Regions from separate parts of the Mus musculus genome. Here region 2 is linked to region 1. A link is a loop called in an ENCODE intact Hi-C map of the cell type or tissue named here. Cell type or tissue: heart. All regions are shown on one strand. Links, peaks and the distances in the headings refer to the core of each region. The heading gives the core; the rest is flanking DNA.

The links. Peaks named below come from ENCODE experiments on the same cell type or tissue, not always from the same donor. Only the 100,000 strongest peaks of a DNase experiment are listed, where the experiment ranks them.
Region 2: it touches region 1 in a loop (2.5-fold over the local background); 5 of 42 quality-filtered maps call a loop at or near these places.

Annotation. Positions count from the first base shown.
Region 1 is chr12:104,223,817-104,226,744 of GRCm38, forward strand. No RefSeq gene overlaps it. Among named protein-coding and RNA genes, the nearest start is that of Serpina3f, 11 kb to the left of the region's middle. In heart, for the core only: no CTCF peak of the experiment used is centred there; a DNase peak (open chromatin) is centred at 1,335.
Region 2 is chr12:104,271,106-104,274,033 of GRCm38, forward strand. No RefSeq gene overlaps it. Among named protein-coding and RNA genes, the nearest start is that of Gm51267, 3.3 kb to the left of the region's middle. In heart, for the core only: no CTCF peak of the experiment used is centred there; no DNase peak of the experiment used is centred there.

The DNA.
Region 1 (2,928 bases), core at 116-2,615:
GAGTCAAGGAGGAAATGAAATATCTGAGAGTGAGTTTAAGGTCAGTAGGGCAAGATAGTGAGGCACTGAGTCAAAAGGAAATGTAAGAAGAGGGCTGTGCACATGGATGCACACTTACACGTTCACAAACACACAGACACACATTATACACCTGCTCAGGAATGACTCAGTGGTAGGCTGTTTTCTGAGTATATGTCAGGCCCTGAGTACAAGCATATATATATTTGTGTGTGTGTGAGTGTGTGTAGGTATGGATTTTTATATAGACACACATATACATATGTTTGGGTAAATATGTATACATGAGTTTGTATATACATAGACACACATATATGTATGATATACATGTGTATATACATATGTTGAAAATGGACAAGTATGTTGATGTGTAAGGATGTTCAGGATCTTCTAGCTTTGCACAGATGTAATTTGCACATGGGGCACTTGGCCTTGAACTTGGGCTATTCGATTTGCTACAACCAGAACATAAAAGAAGAAACAAATATAGGATTGTCAAAGCAAACCCATCTGTTTCTCAGTTAAACAAATGAGGCTGCTGGGACTCAGGTAGACTGCGTAGGGCTGCTGGCAAGAATAGCAGGAAGAACAGGACACCTGACTCACACACTTCTCTCTGCCCTTAGTCAGCCAGGTCACTTTTATTGCATACCTAACCTGAACAGGCTGAGGAAGGACCAGGGATGAAATTGCTAAGGTTTATTCTCTTCTTTAAAGTACAAACTCATTTTTCTGCATCCAAGTGTCAGGTCCTACTGACTGGTATTCTTCATCATTACATTGATCTGTAACCCGCCATCATAGTGCTAAAAACACCAGAGCCCACGGGATGAGCCATCATAGTGTTAAAAACACCAGAGCCCACGGGATGAGCATGTAGGACATGTTTTAACAGCCATGGAGCTCCCTAGACATAAGGCATATCAGTCCCAGAAATGAGCAGCAGGCGTCTACCATGGGCTGTGCAGAAAGGTTTCGAACATCAGCTTTGCAAATGCCTTAAAGAGACAGACCGACTACTGCTCTGGTGGCAAGGTACAAAGGTTTACTGATTTCTTCAGCTTATAAGCATGGGTAGGATTTGCAATTTTTACTCAAACAATAACATCTTTGCTTAATTAAAATTAACACACAATATTTTCACTCTTGGTTTCAGTTTCTCATAATAAGAACTTCTTCAAAATAAGGAACTGTTTATCAACAGACCCAAGACATCCTCCTCAACGGATACATATTGACTCTTGGCTAGGAGCAGGAAATAACTTTGGCCCACAGAAAGTCATGTTTGGACATCCCTCCCTTCCAGGAGGGACAGCCCCTGAACTTTCCCCCAGTTAACTGCTGTGACCCTTTCAGGCCAGAACCAAAGGGAAGCCATTGTTCTCCTCATTCCACCCTTTTTTCTTTAACTAAATGAACATGGGAGGCAGATGACCCTTTTCCTCAGCAAGTTTTAACTTCTTCAATTCAATCAAGCTTTTATGAGTCTGTTGCATTGCCCCACGAATTAAATAGGGAAATAAACTATATCCAGTTATTAATAATCCTGCAATAATTATAACACCAATTACCCAATTTTTTAAAAGATGTAAAGAATGGAAAAGCAGATTTAAGAGCATCAACAAAGGTTTTAGTCTGTTCCATAATGTGAATATCAATTTTTGGAATGTTCATAATATCTTAAATATGTTCTTTTAATTCATTTAAATCAAGGGACGTATAAGAATTATCCCATACTCATTGTAAATGGTTTTGTATCTTATCCCATGAGCACTTACTATCATCATATGGAACTGGGGTAACACAAATAGTCTTAAATTCAGCATGACAAATTCTCTTATAGCCATAATCTGCAATCGACGACCCAATAAATCAATGAGAGAATTCACTCTCATTTCAATTTTTATCCCATTCTTTTTGAACATATAAGGCTTTAACCAAGCCATTAACATATGCTGCAGTGTGTATACTTTGCACTAAGGACACAGAAGCAGTTGCCATTACCGTCCTAGCAACTATCAAGGCAGCTATTCCTGCTATAATTATGCCTATGACCCTTTTAGATCGTAACAACAATTCTGTGGTTGCATGCTCAAGAATTGCTAGGGCTTTTTCATCATACCAATCCTTAGTCAAATTAACTGGTAAATAAACATAACCAGGTTGCTTAACAATCAAAAAATTACTTAAAGTAGAATTAACACAATTAGTTATTTGACAATTAGTACAATTAACAGTATTAATATCTATCAATAAATTCCCACTCAAAAAGGCCAATGGTTCTGGAACACACACACGTACAAAAACTTCAGTCTTATTTTGTTCGTCCTGAAATGCCGTGATGTTCCCGATAGGAATCCAGGTGCTGTTAATTCTTTTAACTCTTATCATCCCAAGGACTGCAATGGCTTTCCATAATGAAGAAAAATAAGTTTCATTATTTTTTGTACAAATCCCATAAACCAAATTAATAGGACAATGATTAATATAATCCAAAATATTCCAATCACACAAGGTGGTATTAGAGCAAACAGTCTCATTAGCATAGCAATATCTCCAAAAGGGAGAAAAACCCAATTTCGGGGGCAAAACAGTCCTGCATACAGGAATCCGTTGTGGAGGACGTCTGGGGCCTCTTCTAGGATCATTTAATATCGGATAATAAAGTCCAGGGCCCAATGTATGCCTGCATTAACATTATTGTCCCAATCATCTTGTATGTTAACTTGTTCACAATTTTCAGTCAAGTTCTCGCCAAAACACAACAAAGACCCTTCATATTTACCAGAAGAATTTAATAAGGCATGAAATTGTAATATATGACCATCAGAGTACTCTCCTAAATACTTGGTTTGATTGACATAAACAGGAATATCTACAGTTTCATCCCAAGTGACGGGATGAATTGTA
Region 2 (2,928 bases), core at 142-2,641, 47 kb after region 1:
AATAGTGCTGGCAATAGTTATAATGACCATCAACATCCTGGCTGCCACTTCCACCCTCACACTATCCCAACTGCTACAGCTACATCTGATTTAAAATGCAGGCATAGGACAAGAACTTGTTTCTCTAGGTGAGGTATGGTTGGAGGACTAGAATTCCAGGCCTTCCTGTGGAGCAGTAGGAATGGAGAATGGTGCAGCATTTGGAGGGGTTGATACAGCAATCACACTGTAGGCAGGTACTCAGAGGAACAGGAAGTGAGGACATGGCAAGCACTGCAGCCTGAGTCCACCATACTTCTCCTAGTTGGTAAAGGGCTTGTGACTCAAGTCCCAACAGATGCATGGAGAAGCAGAGCTTGCTCAGGCCACACACTATTACTGCATTAGACAAATGAGAGAGGTGCCATTTCTTGCTGCCCTGTGTGTGAGCCTACCAATATGCTCCCAGGGAAAGAATCCACAGTAGGGCCTGTGTCCTGTGAGCTACAAACATATGATATTCAGAACAGGGGAATTCATTAACATAAAGGTTGTTCTAATGGTTGTGTGGAGCTATGGGGAGCTAAAGGGGTGACTCATCAATGGGTATGAAATCTGTACAGCAGTGACTAACATGGCTTGAAATGAGATACTGGAAATTCTGCCCAAGCAGGAATGAAATGTGAGTCTTCAGGGGAGGTTCTCTGAGCTTTAAGGATGTGAACTGGTTGGGCAGCAGATGGAAGACCTAGCTGCTGGATGTGAAGTTTGTACGGTGTTGCAGCATGAGGACAATAATACAACATGCTATGGGGACAAAATACTAGGCTTCACCAGAATTTTAGGAGTGGGGACATGAGATCCTCTATGTCACCATCAGGTCTGCTGAGGAGGACTGGTCCAGCTGTCTTGCATGCGCTCAACTGGCCAGGAAGAACGACGCTGCAACAGGATCCTTCTGCACACGTTTATTGGGAGAGCATTGATTGCATAGGCAAAAGAAGAACAACAACAACGAACAAGGAAAATGATGCTGCTTATATACCCCTCCATGTGACGTGTCAGCTCCTGATTAGCTGCTCACTCATCACCCCACTACTACGCCCCGGGATGAGCAGTGACTTGGCATGAATTTACTCTTGCACCTGCGCACATTACTTGTTTACCAGTTAGGCACAGCGGAGGCTCATGATGGCAATTGCTCATGGCTCTCCACACAGCTGCAGTCCCTCCTTTCCACTTCACTGGCTTTGTCCTTTTACTGTGAGCACAAATAGAAGTTGCTTTACTAATATGTGATCTACTCCTCCTTTTGAACCAAGGAGAAAATGAAATATCTGAGAGTGAGTTTAAGGTCAGTTGGGCACGATAGTGAGGCACTTAGTGAAAACAAAACTGTAAGAAGAGGGCTGTGCACACGTGTGAACACATGCACATTCACAAACACACAGACACACTACACACCTGCTCAGGAATGACTCAGGGCTAGGCTGTTTTCTGAGTATATGTCAGGCTCTGAGTTCAAACATATATGTGTGTGTGTGTGTGTGTGTGTGTGTGTGTGTGTGTGTGTGTGTGTGTGTGTGTTGATTATTTATGTGTTTATATATAGACTGACACATACACTTGTGTGAATACTGTATATACATGTGCATATCACACATATATGTTTATATAAGTGTTTATATACATAGATACACATATATGTATGATATACACATGTATCTACAGATGTTGAAAATTGAAAATATATGTCAATGTGTGTAAGGATGTCCAGGATCTTCTAGTTTTGTACAGATGTAATTAGAACATGGAGCAATTGGCCTTGTTCAAGTTGCTATAACCAGAACATAATAGAAGAAATAAATATTTGACTATCATAGCAAGACTGCCTCTTTCCCAGAGAAACGACTGAGGCTGCTGGGACTCAGGTAGACTGCCTAGGGCTGCTGGCAGGAAGAGCAGGAAGAACAGGACACCTGGCTCTCACACTCCTCTCTGCACTTAGTCAGCCAGGTCACTTTTACTCCATCCCTGGCTCCAAACCAGTTGAAGAGGGGCCAGGAATGCAGCTGCTAAGGTTTGTCCCCTTCCCTAAAGTACAAACTCATTTTCTCCATGTGTTTCATTTGCTACTGACTGGTACTCTCCACCATTAGATTGATATGTAACCCACCATCATAGTGTAAAAAGTATCAAAGCACACGGGATGAGCAGGTTGGATATTTTAACAGCCATGGAGCTCCCTAGATACAAGGCATGTCAGTTCCAGTTCCAGGAATGAGCAGCAGTCATTCACAATGTGCTGTGCAGAAAGAGAAACCAGAAGAGGCTGGCTTTCTGCATTTCCTACTGGCTCTTGATGTGTGTGCCACTAAATGTAACCTTCATGTCATCCTGGCACAGAGAGGAAGCAGGAGGAGAAACTGAGGCTGGAGAGTGTATTAAACAGCAGATAAGAGGTTGTTTTGACCCTAACCCTGAACACTAACCCTGTTCCAAAAGTGTCCTGTTCTCCAGCTGTCATCTGAAAAAGCAGAACAGGGTTGCTGTCCTCTGCATATTTATGCTGCAGACCCCGAGCCATGTGCAGCCTCCACTCAACCTCTGTAAATGCTGAAGTCCAGCTTCCCATGGCCTCCTTGTGGACAAACCTCTGTGTCAGGACCATGCCGGCCTGTTGACTCTTTTTAGCTCCTTAGAACGTTTATTGAAAACACTCACTACAAGGAAATGTGGATCCACAGATGGTCAGCTAGCTGATTAGGACACAGCCACACACAACTCACACTCCTACACACACACACACACACACACACACACACACACACACACACACACACTGTTCCAAAACTACACATGCTCTCCTGTAGCACACCAAAGGTATTAGAAGGAGGGAACAGTGCAGCAGGGACACCCCCAGCTGCAAACTGCCAGCATAAGCCTACA